Regions from separate parts of the Homo sapiens genome. Here region 1 is linked to region 2. Evidence: chromatin loops called from intact Hi-C (ENCODE). Cell type or tissue: heart left ventricle. All regions are shown on one strand. Links, peaks and the distances in the headings refer to the core of each region. The heading gives the core; the rest is flanking DNA.

Region 1 (4,754 bases), core at 391-4,390, 1.2 Mb after region 2:
GTGAAAGTCATCCTCCGAGAGTATAAAGATGAGTGCTTAGATATCATCAACCGTGCCAACAATAAGCTGGAGTGTGCCTTTGGTTATCAATTGAAAGAAATTGATACCAAAAACCACGCCTATATTATCATCAACAAGCTGGGCTACCATACAGGGAATTTGGTGGCATCCTATTTAGACAGGCCCAAGTTTGGCCTTCTGATGGTGGTCTTGAGCCTCATCTTTATGAAAGGCAACTGTGTCAGGGAGGATCTGATCTTTAATTTTCTGTTCAAGTTAGGGTTGGATGTCCGGGAGACAAACGGTCTCTTTGGAAATACTAAGAAGCTCATCACCGAAGTGTTTGTCAGGCAGAAGTACCTAGAGTACAGGCGAATCCCTTACACTGAGCCCGCAGAGTATGAGTTCCTCTGGGGCCCTCGAGCATTCCTGGAAACCAGCAAGATGCTTGTCCTGAGGTTTTTGGCCAAGCTCCATAAGAAAGATCCACAGAGCTGGCCATTCCATTACCTTGAAGCGCTCGCAGAGTGTGAGTGGGAAGACACAGATGAGGATGAACCTGACACCGGTGACAGTGCCCACGGCCCCACCAGCAGGCCCCCTCCCCGCTAATAGGTGTAGCAGAGATCTCGCTCCTGTGTTTCCCTGGCCAGAGGCCACTGACAGGGTGGGGGGACATTTTTGTTCCTGGTGTTTGTGTTCCAGTTCCACGAGTGTACGTTTGGATTTTCAACTTGGTTTCGTATCTGCCAAAGCTTTGTACATTTTTTATGTGGTGTTGATTTCAATCGGCTACTGTTCTGTTCTGTATTTTGGCATCTGTGTTTTTAAGTGAGATCTGTGGTTCTCTGTTTTGTGTTTTAATTGTTATGTTTTGGTATCAGCTTTGTGCTGGCTTTGTGAAATGAATTGAGAAGCTATCCATCTCATTTCTGGTATAGTTCATGTAGCATTGTAATCGGTTGTTCTTTGAACGTTCAAATGACTCATCAGTAAAAACTGTCTACAGAGAAGTAAATATCTATATCTATATATATAAATATACTTTCAGCATAACAGAAGTGTTTGTCTTTATTCTAATTTTTACACTAGATGGTGGAAGCCAAGTTTTGCCGTATTCTCTGAATAGACATGAATAGCAAGACTACTCTCAGTTATAGTAAAAACCACGGTGATGGAATTGTTTTCCAAGGAGAGTACTCCATTCATCTTTATAAGGATGCAGTGATTTCAGTGGGTGGTTATACATAAGATTTCTCCAGGAGATTAATTAAAGCACACACGTTAGTGCCCAGCTGGTAACGTTGTTATTAGAAGCAGAAATGTCCTTAAGGGTATGTGGAGAAGAAGGGCCATCTGCCTGCAGGACTACAAATAACCAGGTGGTCCCGCTTCATGGAGAATTTGGCCAAAAGGGTATTTGTCAATCATGTGGCCCGTGGCGGGGTGTCCAGCAGTTCAAATTTGGGTTTCATCAACACACTGCTACCGGGATGGAAACGTGCTCCCTGCAGGATATCCAGGCTTATAACAGGGAAAAGGAAAAAACAGTCTTCATTTAATTAGAAACCCTGCAGATTGCCAGCAGTAGTGGCTGGGTTAGGGGAGGGCGTGGCAGGGTGCATTCCTATCAACATAGAGTTCTAGGGGAAGGTCCTGGGGGGAAGGGTCATTCTAACTTGTAGGGGAAGGCAGCCGGCAACGCCTGAAGTTGCTGAACAACCGCGGTCAGCCCTTGGCTATGAACCTGGTCTAGGCAGGAAAGGGACAAGGGAATGAACTGGCCTGAGTGTTTTGAGGAAGGATATTCAAGCACACACCAGGCTGGTGTACACAAAAGGACGTTCTTGTGGTCATACTCTCTTCCTGTGGACAGGGGACCATCAGCCCTACTTGCCACCGCATACTGTCTTATCAGAAGGAAGAAATCCAATCCCATATCCCGCTTCTAGGGTGAAGCCAAAGTCCCAGATGCGGTTAGTGGCGATGGTGGAATTCTCCTGCCACCTAGCGGCAGATTAGAGGTGCCACCGCAGCTGCCGCAGCAACAGCCCCTCCCACAGTGCTTAACTTCACAACCATGTATATACTTGGATTGCAGCTACTCCTTGCTTCACCACTTTTGCTCATAATTTTATCTATATCTGTGCCCAGAGATTCCTTCTTTTCTCTTATAGGCCAAGGTAGCATCTGTTTTCAAGTCCAATCCGCTCTTCACTCAACAATTTCTATCCTTGGTCCTGCAGCGCTGCCACTTAGGAAGCTGACTAGGAGAGGAGCCCACAAGATGCAGACTCTACTCCTAGCACCCGCAGAACTGAGCTTTCCAGGACGATGATCCCCGCCCCAGGACCTGCCAGGCCGCAGGAGCTCTTTCTCAAGTTGTCTAAGTGGTCAGGTAGTCCAAAAACTGGGAGGCAGTTTCCTATAAACTCCTTGGGTCAGAGAGTCCTGCGCATTTGTCCGCAAGCAATGTTTACTTATTTTTACAACAACAGCAAATGTCCATTGAAGGAGACAGCAATGCCCCAGCTGAGAACTGTCCCCAAAGGAGGTTTTGCTGGGCCAGTAAAGTGGCATATTGGTCTAGTATTTCTTGTTTGTGTTTAGTTTATTTATGATTGCTTATAAAGTTTTCTCCAGACCATTAACTCATGGCGTGCCTGAGCAAGATGCTCTTTGTGGAACAAAATTTGGGACTTTGTTCCAAATTTGGGACTTTGTCCCATCATGGGACTTTGGTGCCATACTTAAGGTGGGGGCTGGCTCTGCTCCATGGTAGAGAGGCTTACTTCCCAGCTGCAAACCTCACTCTCACACGTGACATATATCTAATGGCCTTCTTTAAGTAATGCCAAGGACTTAAAGCCTAAATTTGTTTATATTGTAATGAGATATAAATTGCAACAATGAAAAATGTGTTCATTACCAATGAGTAAACTAGTTAGATATTCAACTGAAAAGTTTAAGAAAGTGCAGCTAACATGACAGTGAAAAGCAGAAAACAAAGACCAGGAATATAGAAAAATACAGGTTAAAAAACAGCGGGAACTGGCCGGGGGTGCGGTGGCTCACGCCTGTAATCCCAGCACTTTGGGAGGCCGAAGAGGGTGGATCACAAGGTCAAGAGATCAAGACAACCCTGGCTGACAAGGTGAAACCCCATCTCTACTAAAAATACAAAAATTAGCCGGGTGTGGTGGCGGGCGGGCACCTGTAGTCCCAGCTACTCGGGAGGCTGAAGCAGGAGAATGGCATGAATCATGGAGGTGGAGCTTGCAGTGAGCCGAGATCGCACCACTGCACTCTAGCCTGGGCAATAGAGTGAGACTCTGTCTCAAAAAAAACAAAAACAAAAACAAAAACAAACAAACAAACAAAACAGTGGGAACGAATTCAAATCCCACTTATTTGAAAGTGCTAAAATGTAGAAAATGTAGAAAATGTAACACAAATCTCTTTTACTATAAAATTGAGCAAAAAGCCCAAACCTAGTAATAGGCAAAATGTATCACAGGAAAAAAATGGCAAATAACTGTTGAAACTGTTACACCTCACTAATAAAGATAGAAATATTAAATCTGTATTCCAGTTTTCATTTATTAAATTGTCATAGAATAAACTAAAACCCCATGTAATGTCCAATGTCAATGATATTGTTATGAAACTGGAACCATTATACACAACCAGTGAAAGTATAAGTTATTACAATTTGCCTGGAAATCAATGCAGCCAACTCTGTCTTCAAAAGGCTTTAACATGGTAATACTATTTTACCTAGAAATTCTTCATTTGGGAATATGTTGAATGAGAACAATCCACAGAGAAGGCAAAGACTTCTTCATAGAGAAAGCTGTTCATGAACATATGGGAAATTTATCAGGGTGTGAGCAGGCCCCCCTCCCCAATATAAACCTACAGTGTCAAGGGAGTACAGTGAGTTTCTGCTGAAAAAACCACAGGCTTCCTCAGAAAACAACTTGTAGTTTGTTTCAACACACAGAAAATGAAAGACTCAGCATCCACCATTATGGGCTGTAGAGAAGTCATTGCACTCTGTGCCTGAAAATTTTAAAACTAGGTGCTAGCACACTCTCCAAAGCCATAAATGACCTCAGTAAAATATATGATTTCTAGTGAAGAAAAACTATAGTTCTCAAAGTGATGAAATTCAATGTGCTCCTATGTCGAGTGTTCAACTATAAGCAAGTTAATATTTTAGGATATTTGTCTTAAGAAGATGATCTGAATTTTGGAATAATTTTACTCAAAGACATTACTCCTGAGAGCAACAGAGAAAAGGACCGGTTGTTTCTCAAAGCCACCAGTGAATCAACCTTGTCAGCAAACGAGAGTTAAGGATTGTGGCTGCAATTGACAGAGGACTTTCAAGATTAAGGGGCCGGGGCCCTGTGGCCGCAGTAATATCCATTTTACTGGGCATGTAGCCTATATTATTGATTTGCCCTCAGAGTTATAGGCACCCCCAGAACTCAGCAATTCACCCCGATGGTCATGATACTTGAAAGGATACATCATTCTTGCACTCCTGCCCCTAGCTGCCGGGGCTGGAAGCCTGGGTCCCTTTTTCTCTCTGATTTGATCGGTTGTCAGGTCTTGCCCGTTTTGCCAATTTGTATGTCAGTGTTTTTTCTCCTCTCCATCCCTGTGGACACGGCACCCTGCCAGAACTTGGCAGTTTCCTTTTTCATGGTCTCTGCCTTCAGTACTGCCCCTTAATCAAACCTCCACAT
Region 2 (4,754 bases), core at 341-4,340:
GAAAAGCATGACCTAGCCACTGTTTTAAAACATAGTAGAGGCCGAGCGCGGTGGCTCACGCCTGTAATCCCAGCACTTTGGGAGGCTGAGGCGGGTGGATCACGAAGTCAGGAAATCAAGACCATCCTGGCCAACATGGTGAAACCCCATCTCTACTAAAAATACAAAAATTAGCTGGGCGTGGTGGCATGTGCCGGTAATCCCAGCTACCCGGGAGGTTGAGGCAGAATTGCTTGAACCAGGGAGTCGGCGGCAGAACTGCCTGAACCAGGGAGTCGGGGGTTGCAGTGAGCCGAGACCGCACCACTGCACTCCAGCCTGGTGACAGAGCGAGACTCCGTCTCAAAATAAAATAAAATAAAATAAAAATTAAAAAAAAAACACGTAGTAGTGAAACTTCTTTCAACCTTGTACATTTTTTCTTAAAACACGGTATTTTATAATGAAAATAGAGACTGTGGGGAAAGTTTGATCTTGAAGCCCCTACAACACCTCTCAGATTAAAGGTATGTTGGTGGAAGAGTTAAAAATAGAGAATCTTAAGGCCAATACACAAATGATTAAAGTAGTATCCGATATTTACAAAACGATAATCAGTTCAGTAAATTGAAAAATATTTCAAATTTTCAGACAAATGCCAAAAAAGACATTGAAGTTATTAATACTGAAAAGGAAGAATATAAAATCATGGTTCTTGCAATGTTTATATAACTATAAAAAGAGGTTGTAAAGAAACACCACAGTTTTTGGGAAAGAGAAACCTTAGGTTAAAACAAAGTTAATACAAGAGTAAGAAACAAGACAATGATACGAAACCTAGAGAGGAAAATTTTACGGGAAAACGCAGGTTAAAGTTTCCGCGGTATAAGCGGCTGATAAGACACTCCCAGCGGGCGCCATAACCGGAAGAGATCCGCTTGAAGCGCGGAAACGGAAATAGCAGGGGGAAAGGGCAACACCGAATCCTCCAGTCCCGCGCAGGCGCAAATAGGATCTGCCCCCGCCCCCGCCCCCGCCCCCGCCGCCGCCCCCGCCCCCACCGCCGCCCCCGCCCCCCAGCTCCGTCCTGTGACCTTCCCACAGCGCACCACGAGCTGGTTGGCCGCACCGGACAGTGGCGCATTTGCTGCGGGCCGCCCTGTGAGGTTGGAGGACCTAGGCTGTGAGGCACCGCTCAGAATCGCGGGGGACCAGGAGTCCCGGCCCTGCCACGGAGACATGAGCGAATGCACCTGACTTCTCCATCAGAGTGGAAAACGTTTTATGTAATAATAACCCATCAAGGCTTTAGTCTAAGAAATTACTCTAATCTTCTGAACTATAATGCTCCTGGAGAGTGATGTGTAGGGAAACACAAACAACTTAGGGTTTAATGTGACACTGCAACACTGCAAAGTCAGCTGAAGTCGTTTTACAGTTATATCCGAAGTATGATTGCGCTCAGGGTATCACACTCCTATACATCCGTATTTGTAAATCAATTAGCATAATGGGATTCACTTTGATATTTAACCCTTGCGTTAAATGACAGGAAAAGTGGGCATGGGCCAGGACTCGCTGAGTGTTTACTGGGAATGGTTATGGATTGCATTTCACCACTGACCCCTGCAGCAATATTATTTTATTATTTTGAGGGAGAGTCTCACTCTATCACCCAGGCTGGAGTGCAGTGGCGCGATCTCGGCTCACTACAACCTCCACCTCCTAGGTTCAAGCAATTCTCCTGCCTCAGCCTCCCAGTAGTTGGGATTACAGGCACCCGCCACCATGCCCACTAATTTTTGTATTTTTAGTAGAGACAGGGTTTCACCGTGTTACCCAGGCTGGTCTTGAACTCCTGGCCTCAAGTGATCTGCCCGCCTCGGCCTCCCAGTGTGTTGGGATTACAGGCATGAGCCACAGTGCCCGGCCAATATTTTAGTTTTTAAATAAATATAAGAAAAATCCTGCTCAAATTAAGTTTCCGGTTCCTGGGCCTCACCTTTTTTTTCCCGCCTCTTGTTATTAAGTTTGCCATGGGCCTCCCTTTCTGTTGATGCTAGGTGGCGCTGTGAGCATAGTAGTCTCATTCCTCAAACCACAGTGTAGCAGGTATTTTGAAATGCTGGTAAGGTGAAATTAAGGCATGAAAGTAACCTATGCTTGGTGCCAAAATGTCGTTTTCTAGGTAGAGGATTTCTTTTCTGACTTTGTATCTTTCGCAGGAAGGTATGACTCAATCAAGAGGAGCTTCTACCCTGAAAATACTAAAATTTTTTGTGAACACTTTTCCCAGAGTTTATGTTGTCTCTCATTTTCCTCACTTTTAACTTTTTCTTTGCCTGTACAGGGTCTGAGCCTCAATCCCGCACATTTGTTTTTTCTTTCAAATTCAAAAGACTCCCAAATTCCCATTTTAACAATTACAACAGCTGTATTCTTGAGTCGACCCCATAGTAGCTGAATAGAACCTTAGAAAACTATAAAAATCCTAACTTATTGACACAGAACAAAATTTCTTAAAAATCTAGCCCTGACATAGATTTCTAACTTCCTTCAGTGTACTGAAATTGTTACTCTCCCTGTGATGTCTCAAAAATGTTGACTTGTAGACACACCCTGGTCTCTACCTGAATACTAATCCTTCTTTTGTCTTGTCTAATTCTAATTTGCATGGTTTTCAGCTACTTTATTCAATCATAAATTACTTCCTGCAGGATTCCTTCTATGACTATTTAAATTTGGTTTGTATGCCCATGCATTTTGTGGATTTCCACAGAATAATGCACATTCCCTACTACAACCCCTCTGATTTGCATTGCCTATTTGTTCATATCTCTGCTTGACAAATGCCTCAAATAAAGGAGAAATGTTTTTCATTTATCCATCCCTCACAAGTAGCAATGTATATACCACATGGCTGCCACTAGATTTGCTTAGTTTGTAAAAATGAGTGAGTGAAAATCGGTTGACTTCCTTTATACTGATAATGAAAAATTGACTATAGAAGTTAAAATGTATTTTATAATAGCATAAAAACGTGATATACTTCGAGATAAACCTGACAAAATGTGTGCAAAATGTGTGCTCTGGGAATTAGAAAATGCTGATCAGATTGATATTCAAAAAAATCTAAATAAATATAAAGATATACCAATTTAATGGATTGGAAAGCTCAATATTAAGGATCAATTTTTTTTTTTTTTGAGACGGAGTCTCGTTCTGTCACCCCAGCTGGAGTGCAGTGGCACGATCTTGGCTTACTGCAACCTCCACTTCCCAAGTTCAAGAGATTCTCCTGCCTTAGCCTCCTGAGTAGCTGGGATTACAGGCGCTTGCCACCACGCTCGGCTAATTTTTGTATTTTTAGTAGAGACAGGGTTTCACCATGCCTTGGTCAGGCTGGTCTCAAGCTCCTGACGTCGTGATCCACCCACCTCAGCCTCCCAAAGTGCTGGGATTACAGTCTTGAGCCACCACGCCTGACCAAGGGTCAATTCTTACATATTTATCTATACATTCAGTAGAATCCTCAGCTGATTTTTTATATTTTTTTTAGAAACTGAGAAGTAGATTCCAAAATTTATGTAAGAAACTAAATAATTAGTATAGCCAAACCAATTTAGAAGAAAAGGGACAATATTGGGGGACTCACTACTTATTTCACGTTTTCTTTTCTTTTCTTTTTTTTTGAGACGGAGTTTTGCTCTTGTCGCCCAGGCTGGAGTGCAACTGCATGATCTCGGCTCACTGCAACTTCCGTCTGCCAGGTTCAAGGGATTCTCCTGCCTCAGACTCCCGAGTAGCTGGGATTACAGGCATGTGCCACCACACTCGGCTAATTTTTGTATTTTTAGTAGAGATGGGGTTTCCCCATGTTGGTCAGGCTGGTCTCGAACTCCCGACCTCAGGTGATCTGCCTGCCTTGGCCTCCCAAAGTGCCAGATTACAGGCGTGAGCCACCGCACCTGGCCATTATTTCAAGTTTAATATAATGTGGTATTAGTCAAGATAGTGTGGTATTGGTGTAAGGATAAATAGATAAATGGAACAGTATAGCAAATACATATATGTATGTATGTATAGCATATGCATATTCATATATGGATATGTATAAGGATAAATATTTAGATAACTGGAGCATTATAGCATATACATATATGGTTGGTAGGTTTTTGACTCATGTGCCACGGAAATTCAATTTTCTTGAATTGAAGAAAGGAGAGTATTTGTAGCAAAAGCTCCTAAAACAACAGAGCATTCATATGCCAAAATACAAAACAAAACTCTTCACCCTTTTTTGCACTAGATATAAAATTAATTCAAAATACCACAGATATAAATGTAAATCCTTAACACATAAAATTTCTAAGGAAAATACTGTAGGTAATCTTTATGACCTTGTGTTAAGCAATATATAATGGTAGGGAATAAATATTAAGCACAAAATTTAAAAATGGATAAATTGGCTGGGCACAGTGGCTCATGCCTGTAATCCCAGCACTTTGAGAAGCTGAGGCAGGTGGATCACCTGAGGTCAGGAGTTCAAGACCAGCCTGGCCAACATGGTGAAACCCCATCTCTACAAAAGTACAAAAATTAGCCGGGCATGATAGAGGGTGCCTGTAATCCCAGCTACTCAAGAGGCTGAGGCAGGAGAGTCGCTTCAACCCAGGAGGCGGAAGTTGCAGTGAGCCAAGACTGTGCCATTGCACTCCAGCCTGGGTGACAGAGACAGACTCTGTCTCAAAAAAAAACAACAAAAAAGGACAAAT

What was found. Peaks named below come from ENCODE experiments on the same cell type or tissue, not always from the same donor. Only the 100,000 strongest peaks of a DNase experiment are listed, where the experiment ranks them.
Region 1: a loop joins it to region 2, with 6 times the contacts of the local background. A loop is called at or near these places in 5 of 110 quality-filtered maps.

The regions. Positions count from the first base shown.
Region 1 is chr15:23,639,851-23,644,604 of GRCh38, reverse strand. MAGEL2 (MAGE family member L2) reads left to right here. Exons shown (of 1, transcript NM_019066.5): 1 at 1-1,056. The coding sequence ends at 612. Among named protein-coding and RNA genes, the nearest start is that of MAGEL2, 5.6 kb to the left of the region's middle. In heart left ventricle, for the core only: a CTCF peak has its summit at 2,019 (motif pointing left); a DNase peak (open chromatin) is centred at 2,010; H3K27me3 peaks cover 1,789 bases.
Region 2 is chr15:24,844,516-24,849,269 of GRCh38, reverse strand. The region is part of intron 2 of SNHG14 (small nucleolar RNA host gene 14); the gene reads right to left. It also overlaps a transcript of SNRPN not described here. Among named protein-coding and RNA genes, the nearest start is that of SNHG14, 23 kb to the right of the region's middle. In heart left ventricle, for the core only: a CTCF peak has its summit at 2,043; a DNase peak (open chromatin) is centred at 1,049; H3K4me3 peaks cover 1,348 bases; H3K27ac peaks cover 927 bases.